2 separate regions of the Homo sapiens genome follow, and region 2 is linked to region 1. A link is a loop called in an ENCODE intact Hi-C map of the cell type or tissue named here. Cell type or tissue: OCI-LY7. All regions are shown on one strand. Each heading gives the region's core, and the rest is flanking DNA. Links, peaks and the distances in the headings are about the cores only.

Evidence for each region. A loop is a pair of places that touch in the nucleus more often than their neighbours do. Peaks named below come from ENCODE experiments on the same cell type or tissue, not always from the same donor. Only the 100,000 strongest peaks of a DNase experiment are listed, where the experiment ranks them.
Region 2: it touches region 1 in a loop (6-fold over the local background); 2 of 110 quality-filtered maps call a loop at or near these places.

Annotation. Positions count from the first base shown.
Region 1 is chr18:14,081,655-14,089,996 of GRCh38, forward strand. It overlaps a transcript of ZNF519 not described here. Among named protein-coding and RNA genes, the nearest start is that of ZNF519, 47 kb to the right of the region's middle. In OCI-LY7, for the core only: CTCF peaks have their summits at 5,128 (motif pointing left) and 5,332; a DNase peak (open chromatin) is centred at 5,107.
Region 2 is chr18:13,871,034-13,879,375 of GRCh38, forward strand. No RefSeq gene overlaps it. Among named protein-coding and RNA genes, the nearest start is that of MC2R, 40 kb to the right of the region's middle. RefSeq lists enhancers at 1,136-1,974, 5,402-6,372, 7,573-8,305. In OCI-LY7, for the core only: a CTCF peak has its summit at 3,726 (motif pointing right); no DNase peak of the experiment used is centred there.

The DNA of each region.
Region 1 (8,342 bases), core at 135-8,134:
TTCTTAAATTAGGGACTCCATTTTAATTCTGACAACTTTCAGAGAGGGATGGTGTACACAAGAAGACTGTAACACTGCTAGATTTTGCTGTGAACCTTAAACTTCTCTAAGAAATAAAGTATATTAAAAATAAAGAGAAAATCGAATTAATCCTTATAAATATTTAAATTAAAAGGTCTCCAACGTGTTTTTCTGAAGCCTAACAAGATTTAATTCACATTAAGGGTAAATGTTCTTAAAATTTTATGCCAGATACAGTTTCTTTGAGATGTAAATCTTGCAAGAAATAACAAGACTGTTTATATTATATTAGGTTATTTAAAAACTATGAAAATAAAAATAAAATATATAAAACACTGTAACTTTAGTCCACATCAAAGATATACATAAAAAAATAAATAAAATTTAGTCCATTTAAATTTAGCTATTTAGCCATGTTTTCACTGCTTAAGAAATTTTTATTAAAGCCACTAATATAAGTTAAATGTTTTATTCCATTAACACAGCAATGGTTCATAATTAGAACACCACTTTAGTTTATTAGTTAAATCAAAAGATTAAAAATCAGAAATAATCATAGCATTATATCTCAGAATAAAATATTTAATAATAAGCATGCTGAACAGCATAATATAAATTCTTATTAAGCATGAAATGTTTGCAAACAGAACTAAGAAAGCAAGTATTTCAATATTTGCTAACATGAAAACAGATTCAAGATATATAGTTTTAAAAAAGAATACTACATAACAATAGATTCACCGAACTATTTTTTCAACTCACATAATTATGTGTAAATGGATTTTTACGAGAGTTTCCCTGACTCTTGCCACAGAACTGACAACAGTGGTTCCTGGTTGAGGCAGTGGCAGACATGATAAGAAAGACTGCTTTGCTCCTTTCTCTCAAGTCTCAAACTGTGTCATTATTAGGAGTTTTACCACAAAACAAATATATATATGGTAATGTTTAAAATAAAATAATATTTAATAAAAATTGATAGTACCAGAATTTGGCTTTGACCTCTTTTTTTTTTTTTTCTCTCCATCACTCAGGCTGGAGTGCAGAGGCACGATAATTAGCTCACTGAAGCTTCAACCACCTCAACCTCCAGCCTCAACCTCCTGGGCTCAAGCCATCCTCCTCTATCAGCTACTCAAGTAGCTGGGACTATAGGCACATACCACCAAGCCTGGCTAATTTTTAAAAATTCTGTAGAGACAGGGTCACACTATGTTGCCCAGGACTATGAACTCCTGGCCTCAAGTGGTCCTCCTGTCTCAGCCTGCCAAGGTGCTGGGAGCCACTGTGCCTGCCCTGGTTTTGATCTCTTGATGGTTAAGACAGTTCGCTGCCCCAGTGTCTCAGCTGAATTGCATACATACAAAATTTTGTGTTTTTAAAAAAAGACCCGGTCAGGTGCAGTGGCTCACGCCTATAATCCCAGAACTTTGAGAGGCTGAGGCAGGTGGATCACATGAGGCCAGGAGTTTAAGACCAGCCTGGCCAACAAGGCAAAACGCCATCTCTACTAAAAATACAAAAATCAGCCGGGCGTGGTGATGTGCACCAGTATTCCCAGGTACCAGGGAGGCTGAGGCACGAGAATTGCTTGAACCTGGGAGGCAGAGGTTGCAGTGAGCCAAGATTGTGCCACTGCATTCCAGCCTGGGCAACAGAGCAAGACTCTGTCTCAAAAACAAAACAAAAAAACAAACGAACAAACAAACAACAAAAAGACCTAACCCAATGGCTACATGAGTCACTCCATGAACAAGGTTTCCACGGGATGGATATTCTGTCAATGATTTAAACAACTTCCTAGTGTTAAATGCTTAGGTTGATTCAACTTTTTGAAAAGCAATTATGAAATGAAACCACCCTTTATCATCTGCATGAAATCCAACCTTTATTTCTCGATGATATCAATTTTTGAATAATTTATTCCATTCTAGTCCAAATCAACACTACAGGGCCAGGTGCAGAGGCTCACACTTGTAACCCCAGCACTTTGGGAGCATGAGGCGGTGGATTACTTGAGGCCAGGAGTTCAAAGCCAAATCAATAGTACTTTTGGGCCAGAATCACACTGATTCAGTTGGTTGAGCTTCAAATTCACAATGAAGTCAAGTAGAACAAGTTTCCCCTTATTAATCTTTGTCCAGGATTTTCCACCTACACATAAATACACTACTTATTTGTGCAGTTTCTTTAATCCTCATCCACTGGGAGCAGACAATGCATCCGATGTGTCCCCTAAACAATCCCTGCTGTCCTATCCCTCTAACCCCACAGGACCCGCTCCCTGTCCCCAACCCAGGTCTTGGGTATAGTCCTGCCCAGGATGACCCCCCAAATGGCCTCTTCACAGGCCCATTTCACTGGGTCACAGTGACATGGAGATGGGAGGGGACTGAGGCAAGGCCCTCAGTGAGTACCAGCAAATGTGTGCGGCAGGACATTGCAGAGTCAGAGATTAGCAAGTCCTGAACACAGCACTGCAGGGAGAAGACAGAACAATCAACCACAGTGTGACTTTCACCTGGGAAAGTGCTAGTTCTGACTCTTCTTTCTTCTCTCTCCTCCTTCAGGCTTGTTTCTTAGGTAAAATCGGTCTGGATAAGTCACTCTTGAGTGTGGAAAATATTTTTTTTAGGGCTTCAAATCAACACACTACTTCCTGGGGCACAAACCTGCCAAGAGGGGGAATTCAACATGTGGAAGAGGTGGTCCTACGCTGTCCACTGGAAAAGGAGGGACTCAGGGAAAAGAAACTCCTACATGAGGAAAGTGAGCTAGTTCTATTCCTGTCCTCAGAACACCCTCCAGCTGAATGAAGCCACATACTAAGTGCCAGCCATGGGGATGTGGCGGGACTGACCCCCCACTTCAAGTTACAGAGCCCACAGTCCCTGCACAGGATCACCAGGGGAGGGTGGGCAGAGCTTTTCCCTTCTCCTGGTCCTGAGCTTCCCAGTCTCCCTCCCATTTCCGAGCCTTAGCCCCCAAACTGCAGTTAGCCTCCTTCACCAGGCTCCCCTCTCAAGGCCTGGTGCTCCTCCTCATTGCACAGTCAGTGAGTAAGTGAAATACACTTACTTTATAAACATGTAAATAGGACTATGAAAGTATATAAATCAAGGAGGGCATACAGGGAGGTGGAATATAGAGAAAGTATTCTGGAAAACTTTGTATAAAATAAATGAACGTTGAAAGACTCACCTAAAGTAACCAGATGACTGCTTCTCCAGCATCACGTCTCTGTGCAGCTTTCCCTGAAGGACACATTCTTCCTGAGTGAGGTCCACAGTATCATCCTTGAGGGATACTTATTTCGGGAAATACCGCAGACATTCTCATTCAGGCTGCACCATCCCTGACAATGTCCATAGCAAATGGTCAAAGACAATCTCGCTTTTCCACTGGGGGATAAAAAAAAGAAACAGCTAAGTTTATGAAAAGCTCAAGGTCTTTTTGAGGTCTAGTAAAATTCCCTGGGCTGACTTGGCATACACCTTTCAAATACATCCACAGAGATGCACACACTCTGAATACATGATAAACTTTATTATAAAGGAATGTCACAGGTGTGGTTAAATATCCTTATTCTGCAATGAAATGCTAATTGTTCCCTTGCCCGAGACAGATTTATGTTCCAAAGTGTAAATATATTTGAGCCCAAATATTTAATATTGAAAGCCCTTAAAATATGGAGACAGAAGAATCACTTCTAGGAAAATCAGAAGGGTGATTTTTTTGGAAAAAAAATTTTTGGAAAAAATCTTTAAGAGAGGAAGGGGTGAGGCAAATGGAAAAATAAGGCCCTCCAGTGATCATCTCCCCCACAAAAACATGAAATTAAACAACTATCCAAGCACAAAAGCACCTTTACAAGTGCTAAGGAATCCAATAGAGCACCTGTTTTTAGCACAATAAGAAAAGAGGCATTGAAGAAGGTAGGAAGGACAGAGTCTCACTGCTCACCTCAGCGCTTCCCCAACTCCAGGCAGTGCAGCACAGAAACACAACCCACAGGAGGGAAGGTGAGTGATGTGACTGAAGGACTTTGACTTGGATCCCAGTGTTGGGCCCAGCACAGTAAAACACAGGGCCAGGGAGAACCCCACAGCCACTGACCCCAGGCCAAAACCCATGGACAAAGTCTCTGGAATCACCCCAGCACTTGGTGGAAAACTGCAGCCCCAATAGGACAGTCTCATGTTCTGACCTGCACCACCTCTGGCCTTCGATAGTGGCATCAGGCCACGAGCAAACCTCAGCAGTAGTCAGGGCGTATCAGCATGGGCCTGGGACACACTCCAGGGTTGTGCTGGCCCCAGTTTCCATTGGCTTTGGCCCGATCCAGCTAAGCATGAGTCTTGGTGGCCAAGGGACTGCCCTCACCATCCCTCTCTAAACCCTGGGCAGCACAGTGCAAAGAGTGACTCCACCCACTGGAGGGAAGGAAAGGAAAGAAACTAAGCACAGGGCTTTGCCTGGCAATGCAGTGCTGGCATACCATCGTGAAACCCAACACTGGGGAAGACTCAGTGGCCCCTGACCCAGGCTGGTCCCTGTGGACAGAGCCACTGGACTTGTCACAGTGCCAGGTGGAGACCAGCAGCCCTGGTGGCACAGTCTCATGTCCCAGCCCACATCACCACTGACTCTCTGCAGCAGCCTAGAGCCATGAATAAATCTCAGGGGCCGGAAAGCTGTAGCCGTGGAACTTGAGGATCCCCCTGCGCTGCGCTGGCCTCAGTGGCTTTGGGCATGATGTAGCATCATAGCAGCTGTGGTGGCCACAGGACTCCCTGTCTCATCCATGCCCCACTACAAGCAGCACAGCATGGAGACTGCTTCAGGGAAGCAAAGGAAAGCAGGCACATGTGGCCTTGCAGCCCAGTGCTGAGCTCACTACAGAGATCCAGCCCTGGGCACAGCCCTGCAGTGCTTGACCCCAACCTGGGGACCGTAAACAGAACCCCTGGAGCTGTTCCGGCCCCAGGCAGAAACGTGCAAACCCAGTGGGATGAAATACACTCTGTAAGCCCCGCTCTAGTCCTTCCAGGCCAGAACGACAAAGCAACTTTGGATATGTGGCAAATCCAGGCTTAGAGCGCCCTCTAATGCTAAAAAAGCAGCAGTGACCACAGTTGAAAAATGTAATGAACCAAATAAAAAATACCAGCAGAATCAATCAATCAAACAGAAAAAAGAATCAATGAGCTCAAAGACAGGCTTTTTGAAAAGATATCAAATCAGACAAGGACATAACAACAACAACAAAATTACAGGACTATTTCCCTGAAGAATATAGATGCAAAAATCCTCACAAAATACTAGCCAACTAAATCCCATTGCACATCGTGAAGATTATTCACCAAGATCAAGTAGAATTCATCCCAGAAATATAAAGATGGTTCAACATATGCAAATCAATAAAGGTGATACATCAGATTAATGGAACGAAGGACAAAAACCATACGCTCATCTCATTAGATAAAAACTGTCAACAGATTGGGTATAGAAGAAATATACCTCAATATAATAAAGGCCATATATAACAGAACCATCATACTGAATGGGAAAAGCTGGATGTTTTCTCTCTAAGATCTGACACAAGATAAGGATGCTTATGTTTACCATTTTTATTCAATGTAGTACTGAAAGTCCTAGCCAGACCAATCAGGTAAGAAAAAGAAATAAAAGGCACAGCTGCATAGCTACTTTTGTGTTAATATATTATTTTTATTAGAAAATATATTTTGGTGAATGTGAAAATTTTATAAAAGTGAGCTCCTATCAGTGTACACTCTAAAAACCATGCTTCATTCCATCTTACCTGAACTGTAACCCACTGTTTATGGGACTTGGGTGACAAAATCCCAAGTCTTCAATATCAGCCAGATAACACAGGCAGAACTTCCTCAAATAAAACTCTTAGGAGCTACTGATGTTGCCATGATTAAAGGAGAAGAAAGGGATGGGTCATTTGTTTTCTCATTTGCAACATGATCATAAAAAATGTGTGCGTCCTTGTGTTGGATGTTTAAATCGTATCATTTATGTACATCACTTACTGATGTGCTTACATTTGAAAACATAAAAAGAGCATAGCTTGGTTTGTCATTATCATATAGGTCAACAATACCATCATTGTCATCACCATCATTATATTTTGTACATTAAAGTAAAAATGGACAAAAAGGATCTGGGAGGTGAGATTGACCATGCATTGTGTGAACAGATTATGGATGTGAGTACACTGGACAACATGCCCCACCTTGTAGCAAAATTCTGTCTGGAAAACAAGGAATGGAACTATGTAGAGAGAGCTGGCACACTCAGAGAAAGCAAGATCATCACCAATTAGATGTCAGTGCTATTTACAGAGATATTGAAACCTATGGACTCCAGGAGGATAGAGAAACTTCAGGAACATTTGGGTAATGGGTGGCTGCTATTACTTAACACCTATGTGACAATTATCCCGTTTTAGCAAATGGAAAGTACAGCTTAGGATGCTTGTTTGCCTCTAGCATGTTTATAGTATCAAGACATTTGAATCTTTTTTCAGGAAAATCAGAAGAGAAAGTCTTGTTCCAAAGTAAAGAATTAGAAAAACTCGGAGTAGCTTCATCACATATAAAAAGCTGCCTTGACTGCGAAACCCAAGCAGTCCTGCACCATAGTCAGTTCCCCTGATCAATAACAAAACAAGGGGAAAGTCTGGTTTTCTTGCTGAAGAGATTTCACTTTACCATCATATTCTTTGTAGCTTAGCAACAAGAAAATGTGATTTGTTCATATTTTATTGTTCATGGCTAAGTGCATATGATACAGGTTGAGAAAAAAATTAAAACCCAAGCACAGAGATCAGGACCACATAAGGTTCAAAATTCCTTAAATTTCATTCTAGTTAAAAATGAGTTCTGGCATATCCATCCCTTATCAAAGAAAAGATAAAAGTTGTCTTAAATGAATAATATATGGAGTAAAAATTAAAGGAGACAAATATACTTATAACTGCTTAATTCTGAGAAATGATAATCTTATATCCAAGGAATTGAAACGGTGAAATCACCATAATTACTTTAATTTCTTTATTTTAAATGTGATTGCAGCCTTGTCACTGTCTCCTTATTTGAAATTTCTTAACTGCTACAGCACATACTTAAGTATTGACATCATTAATTTGAAATTTGCAAAACTAAAACTGGGACAAGGAGGACTTTGGAAAATAGTTTGATTTTTTTAGGAATATTAGATACATTCTATATGTAAGATATGTTTTTGGAATTTTTTTTTAAACTCATGTCTGACTGAAAAAAACATTTATTTTTTAAAAATTACCTACATTCCTAGAACTCACTTTTCAAATAAAAGTTTTAATTTTTACGAACATGAAAGAAGCAAAACTTACAGAATTAAAACTTATTCCATCTGTGATGAATATAAGTATGAAAATGAATTAATAAAGTTTTGGTCTAAAATGACTAGGTAATATATGTAGCTTAAGAACTATATAGCAAGTAAATGAAAGTCATTTTATTCAGAGAATTTGATGGGAACCTAATATTTTTTGAGTATTTCCTATAAGATAAATGAAACTAGACTAACTTGTATGAGTCACCAAATTAAAGGATAAATATGCGAAGAAAACAAATTCTTTATTGCATTATAATGAAAAGAATCTTATGAACTGTAGGACTCTTTGATCTGGATGTTTAGTCTGAGGCTAATGAAAGAACTCATTCATCTGATTTTTTCCATGGCCTGTCTAGGATTTCCGGACACACACTGAGTCTAGAACTGTGGGCTAAATGGGCATTTCTTGAGTAAAAGAGGTAGACATCAAACTGTACACTGTGATTTATTTAACTTTTATGGAGTTGAAAAAATAATGTATGTTAACAGAAATCAAAACAGGGGCTGCATATGGTGGGGTGAGTGGATATTGGTTAACAAGTTACAAGGAGGTATTTTCTGCATCAATAGACATGATCCATATATTGATAAGGCTGTTGTATACTACAGGGAATATGAAGTTTAAAACTCTGTAACGTGCACATTTTACTATATTTTAATTTTATATTTATACAAAATTTTTTAAAGGAAAAAAATAATCATTAAACAGTAATGGAGATAGGCCTATTTTATTTGTAAATCTTCTCTGACGGTAAAACTGACCAATTCAGGCTGCCAGTTGATGGCTGGGTTTCAGGTGGAATGTTGGGATGTTCTTTGGTGTTTGTTGTTCCAGTAGGATCCACGGTTACCGGGCAGAGCCGTGATGGCTGCGGTGCAATGGAGGGACTGCAATCCTCTGTAGAGCTGAG
Region 2 (8,342 bases), core at 62-8,061, 210 kb before region 1:
AGGTTTCCCCTGATCACGTTTTTGTTATTGTTTTATTTTTCCTCCTGTATACTCAAGGGAGCATGTTCAATCGCCAACCTTCTATGTTATGTTTTAAAACTGTGTCCAGTCAGCCCTGGGAATGTGAGGGAAGGGGGCTCCCAGAGCCAGGGCAGCCCCGGGAGCCAGGACCTGTGCCATTTCAGCCAGAAGTCTCCTCCTTTATCTGACTTATTTATTGAATTTCCACATATAAGAAACATTTCTACCACTTAAAAAATGTCAGGGATAGTATGAATGAAAGAAAGGCACAGGTGATTTGAAACCTTCATTTTAATCAGTGTTTTCTATTTCTTTTATTTTCAAAGCCTAGGATTGAGCCAGTAACAAATTGCCTAACATAAATCAGCATTATGGAACTTCTGTCTCTCTATTCTCAACTCTTTTTGCCTTATATTATAAGAAAACGTAAAAGGAGTCAGAAGAAAAGCAGAGAGCTTGCAGAAATAGCTTGCCACTAGCAACTTAATTCAGCCCCCAAAATAGGAAATTCACAGCTGGTTAAACATCTGTGGGCCACTGGCGGCTGAGAATGTTCAAACACTTAAACTGTGTTTTCCAGATCAAGCCAATCCAGAAGTCTTTAAATCACCATAATAACCAGAGAATAGAACTTCCCTGGCTGGCTGTGGGCTCTTTGGGTACAGTTAGCTCGTACCCTCAGCTGCTCAGAGTGGCCCCAGGGCCTGCTGGACTCTCAGGGCCTGGTGCTGGCATCTGTGTTTCCCTCAGGCTCCTCTGCAGGACATGCCCGCGCTGCTGGGAGTGGTTCTGCTGCCGGTCCCCACCGAAGTCTGGGCACCACGCCGGCTGATGACCATCTGGGCACAGCCTGCAGTCACCTCCTCTCCCCAGAGCGGAATCCTGAGGGAGGCGCCACCTGGGTCCCGCTGCTTTCCTCTAAAGGAATCGGTCGGTGTTCCATGGAGAGGAAAAGGGAGAGGAAAAGGAAGAGGAGGGAGTGAGAGGGAAGAAAGGTTTTTGTTTGCCCTTTTGTTTCACTCCTCGCCTTGTGGCCAGGGCACAGCTATGGAGAGGGTGTGTCAGGGACTACCTAAGCGACAGACACCTGTCTATAGTCACAGCATCTTCACTTCTCCCTTCTCCTTCCTTCCACTATCCTTCAAGCCCAAGGAGCATCTTGGGGTGACTTTTCTTTCCAGGAGAATCCTCAGGACTTCGTCTCAGAGCTCCATGGAGCACTCTCCTCCAGACAGCGAGAGGTGTGGGTGTGCCGGATCCTCAGGGAACACGGGACGGGAACCTACCTCCCGTGGGGAGTCACAACCGAAAGAATATCTGCCAATTTGCAAAACTCATCTTTCACTAAGGAAGCAAGCTGTGTACTTTAGAACCCATGTGCAATCCAACCAAGAAAAAAGGGCCACGGTGACAGAGGGAAGGCGCGCAGCACGGATCTGCACCCCGGATGCATCTGGTGCAGCTTGTGCCGGGCCTGCTGCATGTGGGCTCGGTGATGCCCAGACCGAAGCTGCCCCCCTGCACCGCCACTGCACAGCGCAGCATGGCCTGTGGAGCGGGGATTTCCTGCTCAGCCCGCCTCAGGTCCCATTCCCTCCCCGCTCATCATTTCAGTAAAGGGTTAGTCTCTGGCAGACAACTGGGGAGAACACAGATGTAAGAATGAGACACTGAGTTTCCTCTGAATTTTAAGACGAAATTTTAAGAACAAACACAATCAAATGAAGAAAGTAAGTTTTGATTAGAAAGTAAAACCGTTTTAATAACATTAACAGGTGCTTTTATTACAAAAATGAACACTAATTTATTGTGGTAAATTTAGAAAGAAACATTAAAATACAAAATAAAATAAAAGCTTTCATAATCCCACAATGCAGATATATGCTACTAGCATTTTGTTGTGTTCCTATTCTAGGCCTATTAGTTAAGACAGCCCAATTAATTAACAAACAGCCCCTAGGTCCTGGGGACGTCACATAACAAAGCGTGATTTCTGTCCCCTGCTGCAGTCCAGTGTGGAGGGCTGGAAAGGGGAGGAGGGGCCTCTCCTCCATGCAGCCATTCAGGACCCAGCCTCCTGCCTTCGGGTGGCTCCATCGCACCCCGGGTGTGGAATTTCACTCTGGTTCCTCAGCATTGGCAGCTGAGAAGGGAATAGAGGTTTAGAGAGCTAAGTATATAGGTATTCTGACCACCTTTTCCTGGCCATACTGGACACATGGCTGCATCCAACCACAAGGGAGCCTGGAAAATACAGTGTGCCCAGGAAGGAAAGGGAGCTGGTTAGGCAAGCACCTAGCTGGTTTCTGTGATATAAACAGATATAGACATAGGTCTGGAGATGAGCAAGGGGAGAGGCATGGGAATGAAAGTGGGTGCCAGTGTGGGCATGGATGCTTACAGGTTTGAGTACAGGAAGATATTTTTCATACAAATGTATTTATATTATTGATTCTTTTGTCACTTAAGATATTATGAATATTTTTCTGTCATTAAACGTTTAAGAAAGCAGACATTGTAATAAGTGACTGTGTGCAGAGCATCTCTCTTATGTAGGAAAGACCTTGCTCATGCTGCCTTCCAGGCTTGCACTTGCCTTGTCTGCCAATCTAGATATCGTGATGGTGTTAAAAGATACACTTAGGCATATTGGATTTTATAGTTTATCTGAGCAGACATCGATTCACGAATCACACAGTACTGGGTGGTAAGTGGGTATCACTCCACTGCAGGGTGGAGAGAGAGACGGTGAGAGGTGTTTGTGGAAGAAATACAAGGAACACAGCTTTGACTAGGTAGTGACAGCCCCTAGTTAGAGGTCAGTTGGTGGTTTCCAGTTGCCAAAGTCTCTAGTTTCATTTTACTCCTTATGTTGGGCTTCGGTTTGCTTACAGAGGAACCTAAAACCCTGGGTCTGCCTCAGTCTAATGGTCTTCCAATTAATTTTTTTTTGCAAGTGTGACTGCAAATGTTTTTTGGGTCCACCTGGACCGGAGAATTAATGGATTTTCTGATTCAGGATTATGTAAAATCAAGAAGATTAGGTTAAAAGAAAACAATCCATCAAAATAAGATGGACTCTATTGAGTCTGTTAATAGTTTTGACATATAGAGGTGAGATATATACATAGTAATTAAGAACATGGACTCTGGTCTGGCACAGTAGCTTCCACCCATAATCCCAGCACTTTGGGAGACCAAAGTGGGAGGATCCCTTGAGGCCAGGAATTCAAGACCAGCCTTGGCAACATAGTGAGACCCTGTCTCTACAAAAAATTTTTAAAATACAAATTAAAAAAAGAACATAGACTTGCAGCTAGACTGCCTAGCTCCAAATCCTAGGTCTGCCACTTGGCAGTTAAATGACTTAGACAAGTTACTTAACTTCTCTCTGCCTTCATATCCTCATCTCTAAATGGAGACAGTACCATGTCTAGGGTTGTTAGAATGATCAAATGAATTTCTATATGACAGGGCTTAGACTAGTGCCAGCCATGTAGGAAGTACCCTATTAGGTCTGGCAGTCTTCCTTTACAGAATACGGCAAGAGGCAGGAGTAATTAATTATAAATGCAGAATAAATATTTGCACATATATAGATTAGAAATAATGTATAGATATAACTATGGTGGAATTCTGGTGTTACCGACCCAGTTCACCTCTCTGAGGTTAAATAACTTATGGCACATCTCCACGAGAGGGTAGTATGCTGCTGTACAAAAGAATGAGAAAGTTCTCTATATACTAATGCAGAAAGGTCTCCAAGATATGTTGAGAAGTGAAAAAAACAAGGTGAAAAAATGTTATTTGTGTAAAAAAGGGTACGACAAGAATATATATATATAATCTACATTTTCTTATATATGCATACAGAATCTGGAAGGACACACAAGCAACAAATAAATATCATTACCCGTGGGAGGTGGGAAGGTTGGCAAGTTGGTGATGGGAACAGCAGTGAGAAAGACTCCACAGTGCTTTTTAAAATATCATGTGATATGTTACTATTAAAAAATAAAATTAAAACAAACAAACTGCACATGACATTTGTCTTGAAAGTAGTCTGAATGCTGAGAGTCACACTCTTAAACTCGACGGCAAAAGCAAGATAGCCAGGACCCCTGGCTGTATTCCTCCTTGTGGAGGAGGTTCTGCAGATGGTGAGTGGGTAGTGACACTTGGGTCTCGGAGATGGAGGTGAAGCTTTGAGATTGTTTGCCAACAGGATGAAAAATGTTTTCACCCATACAGTGTGTTCAATTTGGGCCCTTATTTGAGGATGTCAACACTTACTGAGTGTGCGATGTTTGCCAAGGGCTCTAAAAGGATTAATCCTCAAAGTAAACAAAAGAGGAAGGTTCTATGGTTATCTCCATTTCATGTGTGAGGAAACCGAGGTGCTGAGCCTTCGCCCAAGGGTCTCAGGCGGCTGGCAGCCAAACCCTGACAGCCTACTCTGTACTTCTTTCTTCTCCTAAGAAGCAGTGCAGTACAAGACGTGCTGGGCCTGTCTCCAAACAAGAGGAGCTGCATTTCTCATGCCCAACTCCCTCTCCCCTTCTTAGAAGGTCAGGTGGCCACCAGGACGGAGTCCAGGAGGAAAGAGACTCCATGCTGACTGGCCAGGGGGCCCACAGCCCCAACGGGAGAGACCTTCTCAGCCCACACGTGGTCCAGCAAGACCCCAGGGGTGGGGCTGCGGAAGCTGATGCCAGGGCCCTGCACTAATCAACTGTCAACACTTGGACACTTGTCCACACTGTGCTCTTGAGCTGCCTTTTTAACCTGCACTGAGAGAGTAACTGTTCAACAATTTGAAAAGAAAGGCCCAGGCAACATCCATGTCTTCTCCTAAGAGAGATGGTTAACTTGAACCTTGAAGAAAGAATATTTGTTCCCAGAGTTTCCTCTGTGATGGGAGACAGATCTAGCCATTTCTTCCCTGCTCGTGGTAACCCTGTGGGGAACCTTGTTGCTTTAGCCCAGGAGCCGACAGACAACAGCGCTGAGCTCAGAATACGCCCCCGATCACAAGGATGCCTCTGTGCAAGGGAACTTCCGTTGCTACAGAGATTTTTCTGCCTGCAATCCTGTAACTATGTAGAGCATGGTGAGGACCAGCCCTTCTCCCAGCAGAATGCTGGCCACGTGTGGGCAGACCATCTTTGTCAGGCCTGAGCTGTTGGGCAATGAGGGTTTGAGAGCTGTTGCAGGTTCTGCCACTTCTCTACTTGGAAGATCCCCCCAGCAACCCCCATATTGCATCTTCATCCTGTGACCCTAATGGAACTTGCTCAGGACTCTTCCATGATAATTGTAAAAAGTGCACTTCATTTATTAAAGTTTTCTTGCTACTTCTGTATCCCAGAGACAGAATGATTCAGTGGCATTTTTCCATGTTTTAGTATTTGGAAGGCAAGATGCTCTGCAGAGAACTCATGCTTAGTGGAGCCGATACCATTGGAAATTGGGCCTCACAGAAAAACCTATGCGAGCTTTGTTTGGGAGAAGAGTCTTAACATAGGAGCAAATTAACTTTCTTCCACCACTAGGGATCACACACACATACTGTATGCTGGCCTGTTTAAAGAAAAGAATCACAAACTGAACATAAGTAGTCTCTTTGTAAGGTCTTTAAAAAACAGCTTTATTTTTTCACACACCATACAATTCACCCATTTAAGGTGTACATTCAATGGTTTTTAGTATATTTACAGATATGTGCATCCATTACCACAGTGAATTTTAGAACATTTTTACCCCCTGAAAAAGATATCCTCTGTCCTTTAGCTATCATTGCCTATTTCTCCATTCCCCAAACCCTACCCCTATGCAACTACTAATCTACTTTCTGTCTCTATAGATTTGCCGATTCTGGATATTTCAAGTAAATGGAATTGCATAATACACGGTCTTTTGTGCCTGGATTCTTTGACTTAGCAAAATGTTTTCAAAAGTTCACCCACGTTGCAGAGTGTGTCAGCACTTCTTTCCACAGCCGAATATTATTTCATTGTATGGATATACTACATTGTGCTTTTCCATTTGTGAGGTGATGGGCATTTGTGAGGCAGGAGAACAGGGTCTGGAGATAGGGAACCTAAGGCCAATTCACGCTGACTTCCTGGAACTGGCTCAAAAGGAAATCCCACCTCTTCATACCCAAGAGACAAGGGACCATAGGCCATTCCTCCTACAGACCCTTCCCCTCCACTGCCACAATTGGGAAGTACCTCTGATTGGCTGTGGGCTAATCCTTCATTTGCATAAGATGCCAACTCACTTCAGCCTCTTTGCTTCAGCTTCTAACTGGCCTCGGGCAAATCCTTCATTTACATAGGGTGTAACCAACTGGAGACCTCTGTTACCAAACTCTTTTAGCTTAATAAAAACCCTAAAGAGCATCGCAATTGGGGCTCTTGTGCCACTTGCTCCAGCCGCTCCCACCCTGTGGAGAACACTTTCACTTCAATAGTCTGGGCTTTTGTTGTTTCATTCTTTCATTGCTTTGTGCATTTTGTTCAATTCTTTGTTCAACACGACAAGAACCTGGACAACTCACCCTCAAGACTATCTATCTGGTAACATTTGGATTGTTTCCACCTTTTGGCCATTATAAATAATGTTGCTGTAAACATTTATGTACACATTTTTATGTAGACGTATGTTTCAATTCTGGAGAGGCATTGTTGGGTCACACAGTGGCTCTGTAACCATCTCAGGAACCACCAGTCAGTTTTCCAAAGAGACTTCAACATTTTCCATTTCCACCAGCCGTGTATGAGGGTTCTGATTTTCCCACCTTCTCCCCAGCATTTGCTATTGTCTGATGTTCTGGTTCTGGCCAACCTCGTCAGGGCAAAGTGGACTCTCATTGTGGTTTTGGTTCCATTTCCCTGAGTCTGATGATGCTGAGCATCTTTTCAAGTGCTCATTTGTGTATCTTTTTTGGAGCATGACATTTCAGATGCTCGGTCCATTTTTTAATGTGGTTATTTGTCTTTTTCATGCCACCGTTTCTGTGGTACTGCTCCTGCATTCTCTTTTAATTGTCCAGTGACTGTACTTTAATTTCTGGAAATTACACTTGGTACTTTTCTATGATTTCTATCTCTTTATTGATACTCTCTATTTGATGGGATATTGTTTTTATACTTGACTTCTTTACATTACAATAGCTGTTTTAACATCTTTGTCTGTTAAATCTGACATCTGGTTGCTCTCACAGGCAGTCTGTGTTGCAGCTCCCTGACCCCCATGCTGTGGGTCATTCCTGTTTTTTTAGCATGTCTTATAATGTTTTGCTGGGAACTAGGTGCTTTAGATAATACATGCTTTTGAACTAGATATTTTAGATAATAAATTGTAGCAACTCTGAGTACTGGCCCTATGCCTCTCCCTTTCGGGAGCTTGTTATTGCTATTTGTTTATTTGTTTAGTGTCTGTCTGAAATTTTTTTTTTTTTTTTTTGAGACAGGGTCTTACTCTGTCACCCAGGCTGGAGTGTAGTGGCTTGACCACAGTTCATCGTAGCCTTAAATTCATAGGCCCAAGTGATCCTCCTGCCTCAGCCTCCTGAGTAGCTAGGACTACAGGCACGTGCCACCACACCCAGCTAATTTAGTTTTTTTGTAAAGATGGGGGGCGGGTCTCACTATGCTGCCTATATTGGTCTCGAACTGCTGGCCTCAAGGGATTCTCCCATCTCTGCCTCCTAAAGTGCTGGGATTACAGATGTAAACCACTGCACTGTGTCTGGATTATTTTAGAGCAGTCTCTTCCTCCATCCCACCCAGGAGTGTTCTGTCTCTAATGTTCTCAGGGGGTACAGACTTGGGTTTGCCCACTGTCACTCTGGGATGACAGTGGTTTTGACAGGGCTGTCTGAATGTCTCGGTCCCTGAGTACACTCAGCTCTTAAGCACCAGTAATTGCTGACTGATTTCTCTATTGTTCTCAACAATGCCCTGGGGCATAAATTGCTCCAGAGGGGAATCTACTCACATTCTCCTCCTTTGAAGGATTTTTCCCAAGGTCAATGACTGAGAGTAATTCCAAACTTCAGGAAGGCTGGCCCTGCCTCTACCCTGGGCTCTCTCAGCCTACAGGGCTGCGGGAAGTTGTCATTCTCCCAGTTACCTTTTGCTACAACTTCCATTGTTCTTCTTCTTAATATATTTATTATTTTAAAACATTTTTCAGTGACTTCGAAACTTCGCTGTTCTTGAGAGTACTTGGATTTCTCTGCACTCTGTTGAAGATGCAATCAGTTTCTTTGGGACAAAAATTAGGAGATATTTGTTTAATGGGTTTCTTCTCCC